Linked DNA regions of Homo sapiens: all the other regions are linked to region 1. A link is a loop called in an ENCODE intact Hi-C map of the cell type or tissue named here. Cell type or tissue: ascending aorta. All regions are shown on one strand.

Evidence for each region. Peaks named below come from ENCODE experiments on the same cell type or tissue, not always from the same donor. Only the 100,000 strongest peaks of a DNase experiment are listed, where the experiment ranks them.
Region 2: a loop joins it to region 1, with 8 times the contacts of the local background. A loop is called at or near these places in 3 of 110 quality-filtered maps.
Region 3: a loop joins it to region 1, with 5 times the contacts of the local background. A loop is called at or near these places in 8 of 110 quality-filtered maps.

The regions. Positions count from the first base shown.
Region 1 is chr12:32,103,715-32,111,714 of GRCh38, reverse strand. BICD1 (BICD cargo adaptor 1) reads right to left here and starts at 4,868. Exons shown (of 10, transcript NM_001714.4): 1 at 4,171-4,868. The coding sequence starts at 4,383. It overlaps BICD1-AS1 (BICD1 antisense RNA 1), which reads left to right and starts at 4,253. Exons shown (of 3, transcript NR_185992.1): 1 at 4,253-4,321; 2 at 6,942-7,039; 3 at 7,425-7,598. RefSeq lists enhancers at 3,261-3,898, 4,426-4,505 and a silencer at 4,866-5,345. In ascending aorta, a CTCF peak has its summit at 4,968; DNase peaks (open chromatin) are centred at 3,589, 3,944, 4,164 and 4,904; H3K4me3 peaks cover 3,139 bases; H3K27ac peaks cover 3,030 bases.
Region 2 is chr12:34,018,171-34,026,170 of GRCh38, reverse strand. It overlaps ALG10 (ALG10 alpha-1,2-glucosyltransferase), which reads right to left and starts at 3,675. Exons shown (of 3, transcript NM_032834.4): 1 at 3,401-3,675; 2 at 2,012-2,209; 3 at 1-308. The coding sequence starts at 3,571. RefSeq lists silencers at 3,669-3,855, 3,769-3,918. In ascending aorta, a CTCF peak has its summit at 3,980 (motif pointing right); a DNase peak (open chromatin) is centred at 3,790; H3K4me3 peaks cover 1,969 bases; H3K27ac peaks cover 1,243 bases.
Region 3 is chr12:32,675,603-32,683,602 of GRCh38, reverse strand. DNM1L (dynamin 1 like) reads right to left here and starts at 4,302. Exons shown (of 20, transcript NM_012062.5): 1 at 4,138-4,302. The coding sequence starts at 4,239. RefSeq lists a silencer at 3,745-4,154. In ascending aorta, no CTCF peak of the experiment used is centred here; DNase peaks (open chromatin) are centred at 3,932 and 4,392; H3K4me3 peaks cover 2,275 bases; H3K27ac peaks cover 2,352 bases.

The sequences.
Region 1 (8,000 bases):
AATGGCGTGAACCCGGGAGGTGGAGCTTGCAGTGAGCCGAGATCACACCACCGCACTCCAGGCTGGGTGAAAGTGCGAGACTCCATCTCAAAATAAAATAAAATAAAATAAAAAAATAAAAACAATGAGAGAAGTTAAAAATCATAGTTCAGATAGATCAATTAAGTATTAACTGTCTCTTTATGTTTATTCATAGATTGGAAAAGAAATCTGGGGTTTTTCTTGCCATATGATTTTGTGATTTAGAACTTAAAGATATAAAAGAAACTAACAATCTTTCTAAGCATCTGAAGGGAAAACAATTCTGCTTAAAGATGAATCTAGGTAATTTAAGTGGCATTCATCAGGTCACCAATGTGACAAGCTCTAAAACTGTGTAAGTACATATTTTTGTGTTGAATGATTTAACTATAACCCTGAAAAAGAATAGAGTTGGCTCCAAAAGAAAAAGCTGCCCAATGTCCAGAAAGTGCTTCTTCAGCAGCTGGTAACTATCCTTGGTGTCAGGGTTGACAAAATAAGCAAGAAAATGGGTTGAAGCTCATTAGTGCATAGTTTACGGTATCCAAGCTGCAAAACTTTTCTAAAGCTGTCTCACAGATACATTTCCTTTTTAAAATGCCATCAGTAATGCTGAATCATTCCTTTCTAAGGGGCTCTTTTTCAACTTTACAACATTTTAAATTTCAACCATTTTTAAGTTAAAAAAAAACTCTTTTTTTTTATTATTATACTTTAAGTTTTAGGGTACATGTGCACAACGTGCAGATTAGTTACATATGTATACATGTGCCATGCTGGTGTGCTGCACCCATTAACTCGTCATTTAGCATTAGGTATATCTCCTAATGCTATCCATCCCCCCTCCCCCCACCCCACAACAGTCCCCAGAGTGTGATGTTCCCCTTCCTGTGTCCATGTGTTCTCATTGTTCAATTCCCATCTATGAGTGAGAACATGCGGTGTAAAAAAAACTCTTAAGTTTAGATCCAAGGTATTTTTATATATGTATATTTTTAGTTTTCAGGTTATTTTGGAGCTATGACTCTTCTTCAAACACTATTCTGGCCTGGGTGACAGGCGCACAGTGCTGATTTACGTACATCCCAAACATATAATCAGCCAGGCCCTGAACATAACTGGGCATGGGTGACCCTCACTCAGGTCACTGAAGAGCAAGTGTTACTTGTGAAATCACAAAACCAGACTCAAGTATTCTAGTGGACATACTGCTCTGTCCAGCTGCCCAAAGAATCATGAAAAGGAGAACACTTTGATGATGTCAGAAGTCATCCTTTTTTCAAATCCTTAGTACTATTCTTTCAAGTGTGTTCTTCTGTGAGCTGAATTACAGTAGTCCATGCAGAGCACTAAACAACATCAGGCCAGGTCAAAAAACAATTGAGTTGAGGGAAGAAATAACTAGGAAAAAAATTTAATGAATTTCATCTTCTTGATTTTGCACATCTTTAGGCAACACTGCCGACTTGCATTATTGTCACAGCAGTACCTAGCCTGGGAAGGAAGGTAGCAACATTGGTGGGTACTGACTCTGGAAAACAAAATGATCTGCAAAGACTGAGCCATGTTGCTATACTGCAAATTACTAATGTCCAATTTGGACTTAATACAGTAGTTTTCTGTTGACATTCCCATAAACTGGTTCAATTATTTTTAAATAAATCATATTTGTTCAAAAATCCTAGAAATAAGCAAAGATTTATTTTATGCTTGGCTTTATAGATATAATGCAACATCATTTACTATACATACCTGATGAGCAAAACTTTCTTTTGAAAAATCAAAACACTCACAAAATATTTTTCAAAACTGAGGTGTTGGAACACCTCAGTTTGCACAATTATTTTGGATTTACTTTTCATACAAGAAATGTTACTTGAAATCAATTTAACTCATTTAAGTTATATTTCCAACTAAAGTATATTCTATGTTTAAAGAATAAAAATAATAGGCCTCACTATCAAATAATCAACTATAATAATTTTATTACCTAAAATACATTTTTATATAACTGTATAAACCAGTTTTTTAGGAATCTCGAATTTCACTTATGCTAAATGCAACTGAAAATAAATATATGAACAAGAATCGTTTAGTAAAAATAATGCTGGTAAATTTTTATTAACCTCCTGCTATATAGAACAAAATATATATTAAAATATTTATAGAAAAAATTTTAGTTGGTATTTGCATTATTCTGTATTAAGAAACCACAGTTACATTATTCCTACAAAACGTTTTTTTCACATTTTTCTCATTACTGCTGGTGAAACTAATACAGGTAGTTTTATTAACATCTGTCACTTCCTATACATCCTAATTTTCTTAGTATTTATCTAACACTAATCAATATTGACTAGTGAACCCTTGATAAAAGTGTGCCTTCTTCTAGTACAAACTGATTCTTTCATAAAATATTTCATGCCCACTGTGTGCTAGCTTTTGTGTTAAAGACTTGGGATGCAAAGCTCATGGTGTAGCAAAGGCAAAACACAATTGCATTAAGGTTTGCTATGCAAGGTAAGTGCAATGACAGAAATATCCCTAGAAGGATTGTTTAAATCAAGCAGCAAAGTCAGTAAGAGGTACATTTCATTAAATTAAGTCCATCTCCTTTATCAAGAAGGTGATGGCTTACCACTTTCTGGTTTGCACTTCCCTATCTTGGCAAAGCAGTGTTGATAGGTATAGACAATATCAAAACATCTCTGAGAATGACAGTCATCATCCTGCTTCCTCACTTCACAAGGTTTAGCATCACTGCATTTAAACATGTCAGCCTAATCTAAGTTGGAAAATATAAACAAGTCCAGCTGTTGTTAAGACCAGACAGGTACATGGTAAGTAAAATAGGAACCAGAAATTTACAGCCTGACACACAAAAATTAGATTCCTAGTTGGGATTTTTAATCATAGGTAGTACATTTATTTTTTGGTAGACAGGCATCCAAATAAAAATAAGACATATCTAAAAGTATAAATGCTTACCATATTACACACTAAATTGGAAGGCAAGTTGATTCAGTATGTCATAAATCACATCTTTTAACTGTAACAGCATAAAATAAATAATAGATTTTTGATATTATATGCCAAACAATAATTAACATTTAAATGTCAATATGCACCTAAAAATAAGGACTTGACACACAGAAAAGGAGTGTATATTACATTTAAATTTGTAAGTGGTTATTTGCTACCCATAGTGCCTCAAGAATCAGATAAAAAAGACCGAGTTACTTAAACAATATGTATGTTCTTAAGAGTGACTGATAGGAAATCAAAGCACGTTCATTGTTTTCTCCCATACATCCGACAGGCTTTAAAAGAGGCCAAATACCAAAAAACTAAAGAGACATTATACATCACCCATTTTTGATATTCTGGTTTTATAAATATATCATTTCAACCAGAAGAGCCTCATTTGAAATGCAACACTACCCACGTATTTGATATACACCACTCTTTCAGACTATTTGTAGGTGAGTTCAATTTTTTCTAGTCAGGGTGACCTCATAAGACTTGGACATGGCCCAGCCTCGCTCCGAGGTGAAATCAAGGCAGTGGGATCACCCAGCAAAGTTGTTTTTCTTCTGCAGCCCAATGACAAGAATGACTAAAGCCAAGCAGAATGAAGATTGCCTAGCCTTTGTCAAATGGGATTGGTGAGGAGTTCCCTCTCTCACCAAGGAGTGGTTACATCCAGAGGAAAGCTGAGGTGCCACACAGTCTAAATCCTGAAATTGTGGGTCCTCAGGCACAAACCTCATCACTTTTGTGGACTACGAAATTGTCGCTGAAACCTGGGTTTGAGATAACAGCGGTTTTGAGAAGTTTGATTTATACATTCCAACCCACTTGAATGTCGTCTTAGAGTGCTGAGACTTGATGACTCTTACTAATCTCCCTCCCCCGCAGGCCAAACAGCCATTGCCTCCCAAATTCCAGCTTATATATTCATTTCTTAGGCAATTTTTCTCTTGGGGGAGGAAACAATGGACTCTTTCAATCTTCTCTTACCAACAAAGGGCCCTAGAAGAAAAAACAGTCCTTTCAATCACCTCCTTTATGACTTCTTGATCATGATGAGTGGGCCTTGCGGGTGGGGGGAGTGAGGGCCAGGAAAGGGAGAGGTGACAGGCAACTCACCTCTTTGAGCTGCTCCAGCTCCTGTTTGAGGCTGTCGTACTCAGCCTCCAGTTCATCATACTGCTGTTTGAGGGTCAGCTTCTCCTCCAGCACCACCAGCCCGTACTCGGCAGCCTGGATCTTCTCGTGGGTGGTCTCCGTGAGCTCCTTGGTTAGCCTCTCTATCTCAGTCTTATAATGGTCCACCGTCTGCAATACCTCTTCTGCGGCCATAGCCCCGGTGGATGGAGGCAGGAGGGGGTTACGGGGTGGGGGAGATGGATGCGAAGCTGGCGGGGAAAGGGAGAAGGAAATGGGAAGGGATGGGTGGAAACGGAAAAGAAAGTGCGGCCGGATGAATGAGCAGCGCGATGCCCCGCCGGCTCTGGTGGCAGCGGCAGCTACACCGCCCGAGAAACTGACGAGAAATGCAACATGGAGAACAGGGCAGAGGGTCAGGGGCGAGGCGGCAAAGGCCGCCGCATGTGTCCTCGGGGCCGGCCCCTGCGTGCGGTCAGCAGCCGTGCGGCATGGCCCGGGCTGCGGCGGCCGCGGGTAGCGAGGGGCTCCGGATTCTGCTTATTCAGAGACGCCCGTCCGCCATGTCTCCCGGGCCGCGTCACTGCAGTCTCGCCCTGGGTCTGGCGCGCTCCGGCTCGCGGCTCGCTCTCTCGCTCCACCTGCTCCCTCTGGCCCTGCAGCAGCCGGTGCGGAATGATGCAGTCTCGGGGCCGGCTCCCTCCCTTCCCGCGTGGCGGCGGCTCCGAGCAGGGGGCGGGGAGCGGATGGAGTCAGCGCGGGGGGCGGAGGGAAGGACCAGACGGAAACATCCCGAGGCGCCTCCCGCCGGGCGCGCGGGCCGCCGCCCGCTGCACCGTGAGGCGCGCCAGGAGGAGGCGCAGGCGACGGGTCTGGGACTGGGAAGCGGTGGGGCGCGCGCGGCGGGGGAGCCTCCGCCCTGTCCGGCTCGCGGGGGCGGGAGCTCCTCCCAGGGCTTTGTCCCGGTGGCAGTAGAAGACCCCGAGAGCGGCGTGGGCGCCCGGGCTCTTTTGCTACGTCGAGGGCCGAAGCTCAGGAAACTGCCTGGAACGCTTTCTCCCGAGAAAAGCAAACAAAACTATCGCGGTCGCGGTCCGCGCATCCTCCTCGTCCCCTGGGCGCGCAGAAGGCTTTTTGGGCCACCTGCCCCCAAAAGACCGCTGGGTTTCCCAAAGCTTTCAAGACGCACCCCAAGGCGCCCTCCTCCGTCGTCCCCCTCTCTCCCTGCCTCTCCCAAGTCTGGCCTGGGCCACCTAACACTCTCACCAGATAACCTTACTATCCTCACAGGACAGTCCGCTAAATATTGCTCGCCCTCACCCAGCGTATCACAAGAGCGCTATCCACTCAGAAAAAAAATATCTCCACAATACATGCACCCAGGAAACCTCTAGCTAGGTACTGTATATCTTGCCCCAATAGTTTCCATCAAAGCACCTTACTCTGTGTCTTCAATAAAGGAAAACTGCTTGAAATTCCCTATATAAGATACCAACGATGCCCTGTAATAAGCATTTTTTAAACAATAAGAGCTAAGAGTTCTTGAGACCCATACCAAGCATTCTTCTAAGTATGTAACATGCGTTCTCTCCAATCCTAACAATGCTTTGAGGTAAGAGCCATTATCCTCAGTTTACAGGGGGTGAAAGGCAAAGGGAGATGTGATTTGTCCAAAGTCAGGCAACTCTGGAATCTTAACTCGGGAGCACTAAACGGGATCATTATGTTGGCTTCAGGTTCACTCATTACTCATACAAACCCAGCAACTACATATTACATGCTTTTAAGATAATCACATTAATCCATATGAAGAGTGATGATGAACGGTTACAAAAGGAGGTGAAAGCAAAGTAAGAGTGGAGTAAATGAAAGAGTGGAGAAGGGTCGAGAATCAAGAGGAAGAACGCAACATGAGAGAAAAGAAGCAATTTCTGTGTAACGGGAGGCTGTGAGACCCACAGATCAGTGGGTCTTTCCAGTTCCCTCTCTTCTTCTGCATGGCACCTATTCCAGAGCTGTTTCTCAGTGACCAGGTGATGAACACACATGCGTTTTCTAAGTTAGAAAGCAGGACTCAACTCTCCCATCATTGTGTACCTGGTAAAAAAAAAAAAAAAAAAAAAAAAGATGATTGTTGACCGGGCACAGTGGCTCACGCCTATAATCCCAGCACTTTGGGAGGCAGAAGTGGATGGATCATTTGAGGTCCGGAGTTCAAGACTAGCCTGGCCCACATGGTGAAATCCCATCTCTACTAAAAATACAAAAATTAGCCAGGTATGGTGGTGCACGCCTGTGATCCCAGCTACTTGGGAGGCTGAGGCAGGAGAATTGCTTGAATCCAGGAGGTGGAGGGTACAGATGGCACCACTATACTCCAGCCTAGGCAACAGAGACTCCATCTCAAAAAAAAAAAAAAAAAAGGACACTTGTTGATGGCGTGGGAGAAAAAGCATATGACAGTGCCCTTCCAAAGTTTCCACTAGCAGGCTGTCTGGATGTGTTTTCCATTGCTTCACAAACCAGACAAGTTTCCTTCTAAACGCCAGCGATCACAACAGAATATTCTCATGTGATTGTCTGATCTAAAAATAAAACAAAAGAATATTCTCTTGTGATTGTCTGATCTAAAAATAAATAAATAAAAGGAGAAAACATTCCAAATGTGCAGCCACCATAAATTCCAGCCTTGTAGAGAAGCGGATGATAATGACTACAACATCCGACCCATCTTTCCTTATCTCGCACTCCAGGTGGGAAGCCCCTCCTGTGTGCTCCCGTGGCATCTGACCTCTGACACGTTGATGAATGATGATGAACTGCTGAAAAGAGATGGAACCTGCAATTGCAGGTAGCTAACCTGCCTTCCCAGGAAGCCTCTGGCTGTTCCTCACTCTACAAACTGTAAGCATAGGCCTTCCAAAGGGATCATAAGACTCGCACTAGATTGCCTGTGCCTCCCTCTCCTTTGGATCAAACTAAGAACAGAGTTTGCCTCTGTGACTTTCCTTTTTGCTAAATTTCCATTGTGGTCCAGCCCCTATGCTCTATCCTGCCCCGTTTTTCTGATTGATACACTTTTGTCACTTGTCACTTTTGTCTGATTTCAGGCATGTCTTGCACACTCTGACACTTTAAGATGTTGCTTAGTTGAACTTTGATCCTTAAATGTTGGTATTTAACGTAAAGAAGATAAACTTATTTTCTTGTTTTTTTTCTCTTTTTTTCTGAGACAGGGTCTCCATCACTTAGGCTGGAGTGGAGTGGCATGATCATGACTCCCTGCAGCCTCAACCTCCTGGACTCAAGCGATCCTCCCACCTCAGCCTCCTGAGTAGCTGGAACTACAGATGAATACCACCACACTCAGCTAATTTTTTAAATTTTTGTAGAGACAGGGTCTGTCTATGTTGCCCAGGCTGGTCTCAAACTCCTGGGATCAAGTGATCCTCCCACCCTGGCCTCCCAAAGTTCTGGGATTACAGATGTGAGCCACCATGCCCAGCCAAATTTATTTTCCTATACACCATGCTGTTCCAGTACTGCATAGTTACAGTTCCCTCTTTTTTCGTATATGCCATATGTATTGCATATATATCAATGACAGGTATATAGAAAATAATTTCTTAAAGCATTCCTAGGCTGGGTGTGGTGGCTCATACTGGTAATCCTAGCACTTTGGGAGGCTGAGGCAGAAGGGTCACTTGAGGCCAGCAGTTCAAGACCAGCCTGGGCAACATAGCGAGACCTCATGGCTACAAAAAATTAAAAAATACTAGCTGGGCATGGTAATACATGCCTGTGGTCCCCAA
Region 2 (8,000 bases), 1.9 Mb before region 1:
GGTCCTTTAATAGGTGGAAGTCTGTCTTCCTTCTTTTGTAGCTCAGTTTTCCAAGCCTCCGTTAACTTTTGTGCAATGACATTTCCTGCACAGAAGACAGCCCAGATGATATTTGTTTGCCGAAACATGAAGCCACAAAATCCAAGGAAGGCTGAAGTTTTATGATTTCCATAAAGACACATCAAATACGCAAAAAGAGTAAAAAACATAGATCCTGCTTCTGTATAATAAAGGAAGTTAAAAAAATAAAGTGTTGGAAATACTGCTAGTGTTAATGTTGACAAGACTCTCTGGATACTTGAGGCAGCCTTGGAGGAAGAAGAAACACAGATAAAATTATTTTCATGACAAAAAATGCTATTTCTGCTTACCTAATGAAGAAATTTATTTAAAAACTACTCAACTACTCAAACCTTCTTTAAATAAAATTAATCAATATTAATCTTATCTCTGGCTTTGCAAAAACACAATATACATTTATAAGAACACTTCCTGGTACTTTTTATGTATACCTATCAGTTTGGAGACCATGTGTATGCCAAATCTTCTATAGCTTAACACAATTGGAATCAGGCAATGATTAGTTAAGGAGTTATTGAGTGCAAGATACTAACTAAGTTCTATGTGGACTATGGAGATAAATAGGACACGGTGCTGGCTCCATTTCCCTGAGCTTATGTTTTAGTGCCTTCAGTAAGGATTCACTTAGCCATAATGAACCACTTTCCTTTAAGGAAATCCTTCATAACTCTACACAAGGGAGAATATAAACATGCATATGGTATACTACCATACCCAGACTTACTTTTTCAAGATGAAATTTTCATGATGAAATAACAGGTATTTTTCTGAAAAGTGAGCCTGTCTAAAGTTATATATCTTCTTTTGGCCTTTCTGACATGCTGTTTCAGAATTTGAAAGTGTTCTTATGTTCTTGAATTGTATACTCCACTTAATCTAAATCACCAAATCAGACCATGCCATTTCCTTGATTAAAATTAAGGTCTTTACATTACATGCTAAAGTTCAAAGTCCTCTCTGTGACACATAAGGGCATTCATGACCTACTTCTCTAGCCTTACATCCCTCTACTTTTTAATCCTGTAATTCCAAGACCAATTCCCTGCAACTCGTTGTTCAATGCCTTTCTTCCTTTTCTTATGTTGTTTGTCTCCCCAGGATTAATTCCCCACCCTACACAGCCCTATCCGTTCATCAAGACTCAGCTCTGGTACCATCTTCTCTGTGAGGACTTACCAAATGCCACATACTCCCCTCCCTCCCAGAAAAGCAGTAAGTGTTCCCCTGCTCCTTCTCTGTATCCTCATAGCATCTTATGTTTACCACTCTATCATAACTGACACTACTGAAATCATCTCTTAAGGTTAAAAATAATTATTAGAGTTAATATTTACTGAACCCTTACTATATCTCTGGCACTGTTCGAAGCATCTTCCATTTATTAAGTTTCTTTGTTCCTTTATAACAGTTCTATAAGGCAGATTCTATTGTTATTCTTATTTAATACATGAAGACATGGAGCCACTAAGGGTTAACCTGTCCATGGTAACAAAACTGGTTAAGTGGCAGGGAGAGAATTCTAACCCAGGCAATCTACCTCCAGGGCCTGCACTGTTATCACATCAAAAGTCCTCAGGTAAAGTCTGTTTTCCCTAATGAATATATACGTTTTACAAGAAAAAGACTGCCTCATTTATCTCTGTAGTCCCAGTCCCTAGCACATGGAATAAGTTCAGTAAGTATTTATTGAACTGGTTTGACTCACTTAACAAATATTTACTTCAGATTTTACAAATAAGTTATTCAAGTATTTAAATACGAATTTATTCTAAAATGGAGATGGAGGATTTAAATTTACCTTTACATAATATACAAAAATACAAAGTTACAAAGTGTTAAAGACATTTTTCACCAAATCTCATAAAACTAATTCATTGTAATTGTGGACCTGACTACACATAAACTTGTAATTAAGTATTTTGAAACATACCTTGTTTCTGGGTTGTACCTTGCAGAAAAGCAAATATAGTAAATAGAAGTTGCCAACACTGAAGAGAAGATTAACAAATCTGAGCATCCCAATGGAGCAGACAACATGTTCAGACCATCCAAAGATCCAAATGGCAGGTTTGATCACTCCAATTGACACCAGGTACAAGCCAGGTAATGTAGTAATCATGGGATCCCACTTTAAAATGAAAGAAAATGAAGTAAAAGCAAGAGGTAATAGGAACAAGACAGGCACAAATATGTCAAGCCCAAGTCTCATCTCCAGCAACAATCAGAAATTTTGAGAAGTTATTCTATGACAAGATTAAGTAAGTCCTTGGCAGAACAGGATTCGTTTTTCTTATTTTTTGCCCCCGGACCAGCTTAGTGATGGTTCAGGTAGCAGCAACCAATAAACAACAACAACTTAAAATCTATTTCTATTTTCCAAGAAATGTTCTTTAAAAGCCTTTATTTTGATAAATAAACTGCAAATGTTCCAGTTTTTAAAAGCATGGAAACATTGTTTGGGACTCTTAAGTTTAGGAAAACATTTGGACCACAGGCTCCATGATGACAGCTAACATAAACTGAGACAGAAATTGTTGCCAAACCCTCTGTATTAACGTTACAATATGCCCTATAGTAAAGATTATTGTCATTTTGCAGATGAGTAACCTGAATTTCTGAAACTCAGAACATCTCCAAGATCACAAAACTAGTAAATCACAGCACCAAGATTTAAGATCAGATCTTTCTCTAAAACAGACTTTATATTTCTAGCCAGTACCCTATATTGTGTCACCAGAGAAGCAGGGGATGCTTATTTTGATATTTATATGTACATACTTGCACAGTCAAATATATACTCAAAAATGATGTGACTTGACTGGTTGCCAGTTTATCCAGTTAACAGTTCACTAAAAATACCCAGGGAAGGAATTTGTGATTATAAATTGTCACTTTTTGGTAGCTGAAGATCCCTCCAGTCCACCCTATCCCACCCCTAAAATGCACAGTGAGGTGCTTGACAGGTGAGCTAAAGGAAAGTTTTCTGGTATTTCCAAGGAGCACCCGAATGCCTTTAATCCTAAAACAAGGAAAGACAAAGTGGGATCGATATCGTCAGCTGCCAAGAGGAGGGCTCAGTTCCCCGTTGAGTATTCTCCCAGATCACTCCTTCCTGGAGGACAGATCTGCTGTTTATTCATTCATTTAATAAATATTTCACAGATCTCAGAGACAGGAACAAAAGACTATACCCAGTTTCTTTCATGTTCTGAGGCTTGAGGGGGTGGAACAGGACGAGTGAAGTCTAAGGATGGGAGGACGTGGGGACGCTGGGACCTCTCAGGCCTCTCCTGGGGTGGGGACAGGTTGGGGACCCCACCTGGGAAAGGGAGAAATGGCCCTCACAGTAGCGCTGCGCCTGAGGCAGGTGGAAGATCTCGTCCATGTAGGGCTCTCGCAACGCCCGGCTGAAGGCGGAGAAGAGGAGGCAGGATACTAAAAAGGTACAGCTCAAGGCGGCCGAGAAATAGTAACCTTCCAGCTGCGCCATTCCAGCTCCCACAGCCACTGCCCAAGAACCTACTCCTGGAAAATTCTGAGCCTGGAAACCCGAGCTGGAAACTTGGGCTCGAAATGGGCGCGCTAGGCGGGACTAGCCAGACGGGGCCACATACCGGAAGGCAAAGGATGCTGGGAGAGCGCGGATCCGGAAAGATCGGGTCGCTGTTTCCCGGAGTGACGGGTTTAGATAACGGACCGGATGATTACCCTCTCAATCGCATTGCCCGGGGCGCACAAAGTGTCAAAACTTCCGGAAGGGGCGGGTCTCGGATTTCGCCAGCGCGGGAGGTGCGTGGCTTGCTGCTTAGAAAAAAAAAAAAAAAAAAAAAAAAAAAAAAGCCGCTTCTTAGCTTGGATCTTTTTTCCTGCTCACTTCCATCACTTACCAGAAGGTGGCGACGTTTCCCCACGTTTCCAATTCCAAGCCCTAAAATGGACACATTTTTTCCCCCGTTATTTCTGTTATTTCTCTCCAGTGATCCGAATTAATTAAACCCTCAATTCCAAGACATTTCATTCCATCAACTTTGGAGTGTAGGAAGGGTGCGTTGGTTGTGATAGCAAAGACTGAGAGTTTTAGATGAAAACTTGAAGAACCAGAGACCCGTCAATGCCGAATGAACTTCAGTGAGAGGAGTGTTTGTTCGTTTGTTTGTTTAGGTTAAAAGAGAACTCTTTCAAAATGTGGATGCTCTCAGAGGATTTAGTTAAATTGACATTCCTAGTGCACTTTCATAGTCATATTACCCTGTAGGATTTGGAAAATACATATATATTTTAGAATTCGGGATGTTTTAGGTGTGCCTGTAAATTTGGTTGTTAATATCTGTAAGGCAGCCTTCTGTTTTTCCTACTAAATCATAAGCGTGAACATCTTAGTGGGTGGCATTATACATCCTTTATGTTTGTAGTCCCCAAAATGGCTTTCACACAGTAGGCACTTAAATTTGTGGACTTTTATAGGCTGTGTAGACATCATCAAATTCCTGTATTCTGGGATTAGGTGCTGGGGGCAGGAGATGAGGTAAATAATTTGAAGAATGCCGAAGATAAATTATGTGTTGTAATTTTGTCTTGAGCATGGTTGGCCATGTTTTGTAGAAAAACTATTTCTCAGGTAACCTCAATCAGGTTGCCTTTGGCAGGAATATATCAGAATTTAGGCGGGATTTAAGGTTGCAAACCTCAGAGTTCTCAATTGAGCTCTTTTTCTGGGTTAAAACTAATTCAGTATTTCTAAACTTAAGAAAGTTTCTTAAATTAAGCTGACTGCCTTTCCATTCTGTCTCTGCCTGTTTCCTCAATGATAAGAGGAAGTAGTGGTGAATGAGGGCTGGGATGGGAACATTTACATTACTGGAATAAAGTCATGTGAGGATCCTACTCTGATGTGATGCTTAGCTTTGTTTTAACCATTATCTCCCATTTTATTGTTGAGTCCATGCTGTACTTATCTGTTTAAGTCACTTGTAACACATCTCCAGATGATTCAGTCTTCAAGAGGTTGATGTGATCTACAAGTAATTAGCTCCTGACCTGTTGACCTGCTAAATCGTGTTATATATACTCTGCAGCTTACTGACCCACCCTAGAAATAGTGGGTCGTTTTTAAAGGGAGTAGAACAAGACTAGACATTTATGCTCTCCATTTTTCTTCATAACAATTGCCACCAATAGTTTATGTTAAACATTTGACTCCTATACATGCTGCACACATCCCTTTACATAAAATGGAAAGTTTCAAGGAAATATGGGGTTCTAGAATGGGTAGGGATCTTTATTAATAATCTACTTGACTTCATGTTATAAAAGAAGTTGGTTTTAAAAAAATGAATGATTTACCTAAAATTACATAAAAAATTAGTGTCAGAACCAAGTGTAGGAATTAGAAAATCAGACCAAGAGTAATAAAATAACTTCATAGCCTTATAGGTTAAAATAATCTACAATGTATACTGAACTGAATGTTTCACTAGTCCCAATAACTTTACATTTACATTCCACTCTCCTCTGTTTCCATACACCAAGTTGAAATACAAGTTTCATCTTTTAAAAAAATGTTCATGTTACAGACTAATTACATCAAAATCTGCTGGGGGAACATTGTGAAAAACTAGATTGTAGAGAGCCATCTCAAATCACTGAATAATAATCTTCATATTTGGAAACGATTGATGTAAAACATATTACCTGAGAATGCTAAGAAGCTCCATGGGCCCAGTAGAGTTCTTTGTAGAGTACTTCACTCGTTTGTTAGTTATTTTTACTATCTGCAAATCGATGAAGCTGTTGTCACTTTTCTACTCTTAGATTACAACATCTTTGATAATCTTGAAATGCTTTCCAAAGCTCTGCTCCTAAATCAAGACCTATTAAAATAGCTACCTCTGGGGTTTTAATGAAATAGATTACATATTATTAGACCTATCATTTAAAACTAGATCAGCATTAATTTCAACTTACATTTTCCATTCAGAATTCCAACTGCCATTTTCCATAGATGTTTGTGAAAAAGAGTCATTAGGATGAGCAATCCCATTGTCATTGCACATCAACTATTTATTTGTGCTACTTGAATTATGATAAGTAAGTTATGGCAGAAAAATGGGCAATTTCTGTTGGGGTTCTAAGGATAGGTTGTTTTAGCAAGAAATAAATCTTTTTTGTTTATAAGCCATTAAGATTTTGACTTTATTTCTCCTGTATAACCTAGCTTACTTTGATCAATTAAGACATTCCTAATTTGATGAACTCGCATAACATTGCATATACTTAACTGTTTGAAACAGCCATATCTGAACAGTGAATTTCCCCAAAGGCTGTAACTGTAATAACTTTGAAGTATTAGTCCAAGAAACACCCTGCCTCTTATTGCACCCCTTTTCACTTGTTGCTGAATGAAAACATTGGCCACTTGCTAATCAGAGTGACGGTTTACTCCTTTCTAGGTGACAATTCGTTCTAGCTACAGCAGAGTACTGCACCCTGGGCCAAAAATCACAGATGATAAGCTCTAAAATGCAACTATACCCTTGAGGTCAATCTTAACATATCAATTTAAAATCTATATTTTAAAATTAATGAATCAATTAAAAAAAACACACACATTTTAGTACAAAAGCATTAGCAAGTATTTTAGCTCTACTGAAAATGTCTTGAAGACATTGTATAGGGGACTGGTTAAACCTAAGTAACACACACACGGAGAGACCCTTCTAAAAAACAATAATATTTATTTGGGATTGAGCATTACAGTTAGAATACAATGAACATAGGGAGGTAAAAGAAGACAAGGGATTTTAAAAGAAAAATGAAGAGGGTTACATAAATTGCTTTGAGACAATTATCCTTGGTTACAAGGACTGGTAGAAAGGGTGGCACCAGTTTGAGGTTGGACAGGCAGTTGCTGGGCAAATGTCCTCACAGAAGTAATTTTTTGTGAGATTGTGGTGGCCTTTGTGCAAAGTTGTGGTTTGTGCAGTCTTTTGTCGTAGTTCCTGTTGTCAGGCATACACGCATATAAACCCTCCCTTTCTGGTCTTCCTTAGCTCCATTTTTCAGGGTTTTTATGCAAGTGGCCCCATTTTGATTCTGATAACTTTCATAGAACAAATCTTTCTGGTTTGTGGCAGACTTTCCAGTTTTACCCTTGAAAGTCTCAGGCCAGGTAAATTCTGTAGTATCAGACAAAGAGAATGGTTGGTGATATGGTTTGGCTATGTCCCCACCCAAAATCTCACCTTGAATTATAATCCCCATAATCTCCATGATCCCCATGTGTCAACAGAGAGACCAGATGGAGGTAATTGAATCCTTGGGGCAGTTTCCCCGGTGCTGTTGTCATGATACTGAGTGCGTTCTCATCTGATGGTATTGTAAGTGTTTGATAGTTCCTCCTGCATTCATTCTCCTTCCTGCCATCTTGTAAAGAAGGTGCCTTGCTTCCCCTTCGCCTTCCGCCATGATTGTAAGTTTCCTAGGCCTCCCCAGCCATGCTGAACTGTGAGTCAGTTAAACCTCTTTCCTTTATAAATTACCCAGTCTTCAGCAGTTCTTTATAGCAGTGTGAAAAAGGACTAATACACTTGGTCATTTAGAAAGATATACCATACAACCCAAAGCAAAACTTCCTAAATATTTTTTTATAACAGTGGTTCCTAAAGTACCACAGCATTAGTATCACCTGGGAACCTGTTAGAAGTGCAAATAATCAAGTCTTGCCTTAGACCTACCGGAAAACAAATCTGATAGCAGAGGGAGCCAAGTAATACGTGTTTTAACATTCATTTTGTAATCAATTATGATTCCCTTAGATTACCAAGTGGACCTGATGGACCTGAAAGTTTGAGAATACTGCTGTCCTCTACATTTCCCTTGCTTTTCTGATCACTCATGCTGCTTTGTCCCCTGGCTTCTCT
Region 3 (8,000 bases), 570 kb before region 1:
ACTGCACTCCAGCCTGGACAACAGAGCAAGACTCCATCTCTAAAAAAATAAATAATAAAATAAAATAAAATCCAAATTATTTTTAGGCTAGGTGCAGTGGCTCACACCTATACTCCTAGCACTTTGGGAGGCCAAGGCAAGAGGATCATTTGAGCCCAGGAGTTTGAGACCAGCCTTGGCAACATAGTAAGGCAGCGATTTTAAATTTAAAAAAAAAAATTAGCCAGATGCGTGCCTGTAGTCCCAGCTACTCAGGAGGCTGAGGCAAGAGGACTGCTTGAGCCCAGGAATTTGAGGTTACAGTGAGCTATGGATTATGCCACTGCACTCCAGCCTGGGTGAAAGAGCCAGACCCTAAAAAAATAAAAATAAAAAATCCAAATTGTTTTTCCTTTTACATTTGTCTGAATTACTGAAGATAGAATGCTGAAATCACTGAAATAAAAGGAAAAGTGTAAAGTACATTACTAGGAACACTAAGCCAGAGTCTCAGGTTAATGTCATCTGTATTCGGATACCTATATTGGGTGGTAGTTTAGATTACATACCTGGAGGGCTCCCCTTTCCAATTCTTAATTTAAGAAATAGGATTAAATTTCCCAAGTTGAGTCACAAAAGTTGTTTTAAGTCTTATCTCCTCTACTTGCAAAGTTACACCATGGTCTAAAAGTATCATCAGCCTTCTCTCTCTCCCCACTGTGTCTGTTCATTTCACACAGATGGTCTCTACTAGAAAAAATAAAAGCAATTTATTTAGCTAACACATAAAACATGTGAATGACTGATAGCTGTAAACAGGATTCCCTCACCTCCACTCCTCCAAGTCCCTAGCCCCCAAATGAGTGTTACTTGGGCATTTCATAAAACCAAAGTTTAAAACATTTAGGGGTCAGCAATGGTTGCCTGGGAAGTGATATATTAAAGCAAGAATGCCACCAAAGTCAGCATGGTACTGGATGGTAGTATGCCATAGATTCAACCTCCCCTAATTTTCCTGCTTTTTCCAGTATCATGCATTTTAAAATCCAATGATTCACTAATATGTTTTTCAAATTAGGATCTAGGAACCATCTGTATCAGAATCACCTATGGTCCCTCACCCAACCCAGGCTTATAAAATCAAAATCTCTGGAGACAGGATCCAGGAAACTTAGTTTCAAAGTGATTCTTAGGCCAGGCGGGGTGGTTCACACCTGTAATCCCAGCACTTTGGGAGGCCGAGACGGGTGGATCACCTGAGGTCGGGAGTTGGATACCAGCCTGACCAACATGGAGAAACTCTGTCTCTACTAAAAATACAAAATTAGCCGGGCGTGGTGGTGCATGCCTGTAATCCCAGCTATGTGGGAGGCTGAGGCAGGAGAATCACTTGAAGCCGGGAGGCAGAGGTTGCAGTGAACCAAGATCATGGCACTGCACTCTAGCCTGGGCAACAAGAGCGAAACTCGGTCTCAAAAAAAAAAAACCAAAGTGATTCTTAATACACACTCAAGTCTGAGAATCACTGTTCCAAAAAGTTCAACAAGATAGAAACTGAAGCCATTTAAGGTATGGATAATATGTAGGATAGAGACTACACTTGAAGTTGTTTTTTAATTTTTTTTTGGAAGAATCAGGGTCTCACTCTGTCGCCCAGGCTGGAGTGCCATCGCAGAATCATAGCTCACTGCAGCCTCAAACTCCTGGACTCAGGCAATCTTCCCAAGTAGCTGGGACTACCGGCACACACTACACACCATAGCACCTGGCTAATTTATACCTGTATTCTGAAGACACAATTACTGCCGATAGGTATACTAGGCAGAACTAAGTACAGAACACTTATATGTCTGGAACTCACTCACTACAATTACTTCATTAAATATAAATGTGAGGTATACATATATGTTACACAACACCAAAGAGTAAAAATGGCAGACATCACAAAGTAATGGTATACTAGTATTCAAACCAAGAAGAGATTCTTGTTTCCCCAACACACTACAAAAAAGGCGGGGGCGGGGGGGCGGTGTGGGGAGAAAATAGGGGCGGGGGGGGCGGTGTGGGGAGAAAATAGTTTCTATTCTCTCTCTTTCTGCTGGGGTGCAGTGACATGCACTCCTGCACGCACCACAGCCTCAACCTCCCAGGCTCAGGTGATCCTCCCACCTCAGCCTGCAGAGTAGCTGGGACTACAGGTTCGCACCACCATGCCCAGCTAATTTTCGTATTTTTCGTAAAGATGGAGTTTCCCCACGTTGCCCAGGCTGGTCTTGAACTCCTGGAATCAAGTGATCTGCCTACCTCGGATAATTTCTATTCTGTATTTCTTCTGTACTTGAGTAAAAGACTGATTATCAGCTAATAAGAACTTAGATGGAAATAACCCTCATTAAATCAAGTAGAAAAACTGACCTCTTGAGAAATTTCAAACACCAACATGCAAATATAGCATATAACTGTCAGTACTAGGATGGTTTTTGCACATGTTAATGGCTTTCAGAAGGATGGGATCTTTACTTTTCTCTCCTGCCACTCTGTATTTTGCCAACAGGTTTACTGACCAAAATAAACTCTATTTTGTGTAAAAAGAAAAAAACAACTTATTGATTTTAAACTATTTATGCTGACACACTATATCCCTAATTCTTTTACTTCCTCATGCTTAAAAAGCACTGAGACTCTCTTTTAAAAGTATGTGGAAAGTTTCTAGTGTGCAGCTAGAAGACACTTCTGAATCACTTACTATCAAAGACTTAATTTATATTATCTCTAACTTTTTACAAAAACAGGTTAGTTTTGATGATAAAAGTCCCAGTGTTTTAAAACATTGTGGTTAGAGTGAGCAATATTTACTCAAAATATTTACAGAGCACTTACTATATGTCCCAGACTGAACAAAATTATGTTCAATAAAAAATAATCCTCGTAATTTGTTTGATGCTTCTGAGTCTCCAAACATTACAAATATTGTTACAAATACTAGAATACGTAGGCAAGATTGAGCAGAATCTTTCCCAATCCTATCGCAGACCAAGGAAATGTGTTTCTAAAACAATTTCTATTGCTTCAACTATTTAAAAGCCAAAAAAACAAACAAACAAACAAACGAGTACAGGGTGTCTATAGTTTCCAGTGTTTGGATAGCCACTAATACTTTGAACAGTAAGTTCCTTCTGATAGCACTTATACCCTATACTATGTACCTCCTGGAAAATGATGGGGAAACCGCTCCTTCTCAATAGAAAAGATACTATTAAGAAATGAAAGCACTTAATATCAATATACTAATTTCTAAAATCCGTTTCTCTGAACTCTAATCGAAGTAGCAGAGAAAAGGAAAATTATACTTCTCCTCTGTCACTCTAGAAATAACAGTTATTTTGCCAACATTTCTGCATTCAAAAAAAAATGAGTTAGCTATGAGAAGACCAGAGAAACTGATGCCCAATTTAGGTCACGATCACAAAACTGTGGAAGACAAAAAGCACAGCCTACGCAGAAAAATCGGATATTCCTTCCCAACACCCGCAGAACTCTAGATACACGTTTTGTTTTTCTTTTTTTAAAATGCTGCTTCGGCGTTCTCGAAACCTGGTGGAATTATACTGCAGGAAAACACTGGCGCTCACGCACCGTAGCGTCTCTCAGCCTCAACAGAGCGATTCCAAAACTAACTCCGCAGTCCCTGGGCAAGGCAAGGAGGGAAATAAAACACCCGTCTCACGAAAGCCAACAGTGATGGGAACAGCCAGCCCACCGAGCCCAGCGAGACCCGAGTGCCCCGCGCGTCCCCCAGGTGCCCTTGGAGGCAGCGGCACGCGGACGAGGCCGCGCCCGGTCCCAGCGGACTCCAGTTCCGCCCGCCGGCCCCATCCTTCCCTCTCCTGTCCCCGGGACCCGCCGGGCTAGCCAGGCCCGCCGCGCCGGCTCCGCCCCTGGCCGGGCCCCGGATTCTCCGCCTTGATGCAACGCTGCCCCGGGAGGGCGGGTGCGGCAGAGCCCGGAGAGCCCTGGGGCCCCCAGCAAGGCCCTCCTCCCACAGGCCCCAAAGGCTGGCGCGGGAGTGGGCGCTGGCGCGGGAGTGGGCACTGCCGCAGCACCGACCAGGCCTGCGGCCGGGGTCTGGCCCGAGCGAACGCCGCCTGCTGCTCTCACCTGCGTTCCCACTACGACGATTTGAGGCAGCTGGATGATGTCGGCGCCCACCGTGTTGAAGACGTCCTGGAGCTTGTTTATGACAGGAATTAGCGCCTCCATGACTCTGAAAACACGGGGCCCCAGTGCCCGCCGGCCACGGCAATGAATGGGGCCGGGGCCCACAGTTCGCCTCCTTCCTCCTCTCCTCCGCCCTCTCCTCGGAAGCCGGCACCCATTGGACCGGGCCCGCCGGCTACCTGCCCCCTCCCGGCAGGCCATGCGCTGCGAGGGAGGTGGAGAGGAGCAAGGCCTGCTGGGAGTTGTAGTTCTGGAGCGGAGGAACGCTACTCCCCACAGCTTCCAGGAGGCTGCGCGGCACCGGTGGGCCCTAGCCTGGGACTGGGATGCTGCGCAGGCTCTAGTCAAAGGCTAGGAGCAGGCCGGGAGCGCAGGAGGAAGGCCGTAAATTTATGCCTGTCCTCAAGGCACGATGGATGTGACAGTGCTGGGTGTGAATATGTGTTAAAGGCGCAATGGTGTGTCTCTTAATTATCCAGTGTCACTTCCTTTTATTTATTTTTTATTTATTTATTTTTTTTTTTTTTTTGAGACGGAGTCTCACTCTGTCGCCCAGGCTGGAGTGCAGTGGCGCGATCTCGGCCCACTGCAAATTCCGCCTCCCGGGTTCACGCCATTCTCCTGCCTCAGCCTTCGGAGTAGCTGGGACTACAGGCACCCACCACTACGCCCGGCTAATTTTTTGTATTTTTAGTAGAGACGGGGTTTCACTGTGTTTTCCAGGATGGTCTCGATCTCCGGACCTAGTGATCCACCCGCCTCGGCCTCCCAAAGTGTTGGGATTACAGGCGTGAGCAGTGTGACTTCCTTATGAAGACACTTTCTCTAGAAGGACGGGTTGGAAAGGCTTAAAGAAAAGCTTATGGCCGCAAACAACCAAACTGGGTGCAAAAAAATCTGCACGCTGATACGAGAATGTGTGGGGTGTTATTTTGCAAAAATACAAAAACCAGCCCAGGTTAGAATACGCGGGTTCTCCAGGGGTTTTGTAAACAAACAAACAAACAAACAAAATGTGTGTTCAGGACCGAGCGCGGTGTAATCCCAGCACTTTAGGAAGCAGAAGCAGGAGGATCGCTTGAGCTGGGAGTTCGAGACCAGCCTGGTCAACATAGTGAGACCTCATCTCTACCAAATAAATAAATAAATAAATAAAAAAGCAGGGGTCGGAGCAGCGGGGGGCGGTGTTCATGAAAAAAATCTTAGAGTATTGGAGTTTTACAGGGGAAGAGCTGGGCATTTATTATCAATATTATGTATAAACCTTTATTTGCTGTAGCCTGATTCCTGGCAAAGTAGACATCTGATAACTGCCTTACTCACTCTTTGCTCATACCGTTCTTTTTTTTTTTTGAGACAGAGTCTGACTCTGTCGCCCAGGCTGGAATGCAGTGGCGCAATCTCGGCTCACTGCAGCCTCCTCCTCCCAGGCTGAAGTGATTCTCCTGCCTCAGCCCCCCAAGTAGCTGTTATTACAGGCACCCGCCACCACCCTGGGAAAATTTTTGTATTTTTAGTAGAGACGGGTGGGGGGCGGGGTTTCACCATGTTAGCCAGGCTGGTCTCGAACTCCTGACCTCAAGTGATCCGCCCATCTTGGCCTCCCACAGTCCTGGGATTACAGGCCTGAGCCACCATGCCCGGCCCATACTGTTATATTTCTAAATGTTGTTTTTCTTTTTAGACAGATAGTATCCCTCCTCTACTCCAAACCTCCAAAGGTAAAAGTAAACCTCAAAGTAAAAAGGTGACATTTGAGTAAAGAATTAAAGCAGGTGAGGAGAGGCCAGGCACCGTGGCTCACGCCTGTAATTCCAGCACTTTGGGAGGCCAAGGCAGGCGGATCACTTGAGGTCAGGAGTTCAAGACCAGCCTGACCAACATGGAGAAACCCCGTCTCTACTAAAAATACAAAAATTAACCGGGCGTGGTGGTGCATTCCTGTAATCCCAGCTACTCAGGAGGCTGAGGCAGGAGACGGGCAGATCACTTGAGGTCAGGAGTTCAAGGCCAGCCTGGGCAACACGGCAAAACCCAGTCTCTACAAAAAATACAAAAAAATTAGCTTGCCTGTCGTGGTGGTGCATACCTGTGGCCCCAACTACTTGGGAGGCTGCAGTAGGAGGATCACCTAAGCTTGGGAGGTGGGGACTGCAGTGAACTGTGATCGTGCCACCGCACTCCAGCCTAAGTGACAGAGTGAGGCCCTGTGTCAAAAAAAAAAAAAGAGAAAAGAGAAAAGAAAACATAATAAGAGCACTTTTTCCAGTCTGAGCAAGAGGATAGAGATTCGAGAAAGACTTCCTAGAAGTTACTAAATTTAATCTCCATGAGGACAAGAACCACCAGCAGTAGTGGAAGTTGTGCACTACGCAACTCCAGTGGGTGCCATTCACCTGCTTAGCTGTACACAATGGCTGCGGGGAACATGCTTGATTTGTTCAGCAGGACAAATGGCAGGTGCTTAATAAATATCTGTGAACAAATGGATGAAGTAAGCCAAGACCTAAAGATCCATTAGTGGTGTTTTGGCATCTTGACAGGTTTTGTGAACATCTCCTCTTTGATTATTTTCAAAAAAAAAATTTTTCAGAGATAAAATAAGACAAAAATTTCAGAACTCCAAAAAACAGTTTTATTCCAAGTCTCTTGACTTTCTACCAAAGATAATATTACATAATAGTCAGATATTACCCACTTTGCTTCTCACCCCTCTGTTGATGGAGCTTTTGTTTTCTTCTAAAGAAAACAGAAGGCCGGGCACGGTGGCTCATGCCTGTAATCCCAGTACTTCAGGAGGCCAAGGTGGGCATATCACCTGATGTCGGGAGTTCAAGACCAGCCTGACCAACATGGAGAAACCCCATCTCTACTAAAAATACAAAAATTAGCTGGGCGTGATGGTGCACGCCTGTAATCCCAGCTACTCGGGAGGCTGAGGCAGGAGAATTGCTTGAACCCGGGAGGCAGAGGTTGCGGTGAGCCGAGATTGCACCATTGCATTCCAGCCTTGGCAACAGGAGCAAAACTCCGTCTCAAAAAAAAAAAAAAAAAAAAAGAGCCAGGCCCGGTGGCTCACGCCTGTAATCCCAGCACTTTGGAAGGCCGAGGTGGGCGGGTCACCTGAGGTCAGGAGTTCAAGACCAGCCTGACAAACATGGTGAAACCCCATCTCTACTAAGAATACAAAAAAAAAATTAGCCTGGTGTGGCGCGTGCCTGTAATCCCAGCTACTCGGGAGGCTGAGGCAGGAGAATCGCTTGAACCCGGGAGGCAGAGGTTGCAGTGAGCCGAGATCGCGCCACTGCACTCCAGCCTGGGCGGCAAGAGCAAAACTCCAACTAAAAAAAAAAAAAAAGAAGAAAAAAAACCAATTTCGGCTTTCATGTTTTAAGTTCAGAACACTCTTGTTTGTGGGAAATCAATTTAACTAATAAGTGGCTAAATGGATTTCCCACAAAAAAGAGTCTTTGTGCATCTAAGAATAATGTGTTCTTCAGTGGCTTCCTGTGGGAATCACATTAAACCATTATCGGATATCAAAAGGCCTTTAAAAAAACCTCTTCTCGGCCAGGTGCGGTGCCTCACACCTGTAATCCCAGCACTTTGGGAGGCCGAAGTGGGTGGATCACGAGGTCAGGAGATGGAGACCATCCTGGCTAACACGGTGAAACCCCGTCTCTACTAAAAATACAAAAAATTAGCCAGGCGTGCTGGCACGCGCCTGTAGTCCTAGCTACTGGGGAGGCTGAGGCAGGAGAATTGTTTGAACCTGGGAGGCAGAGGTTGCAGCAAGCCAAGAT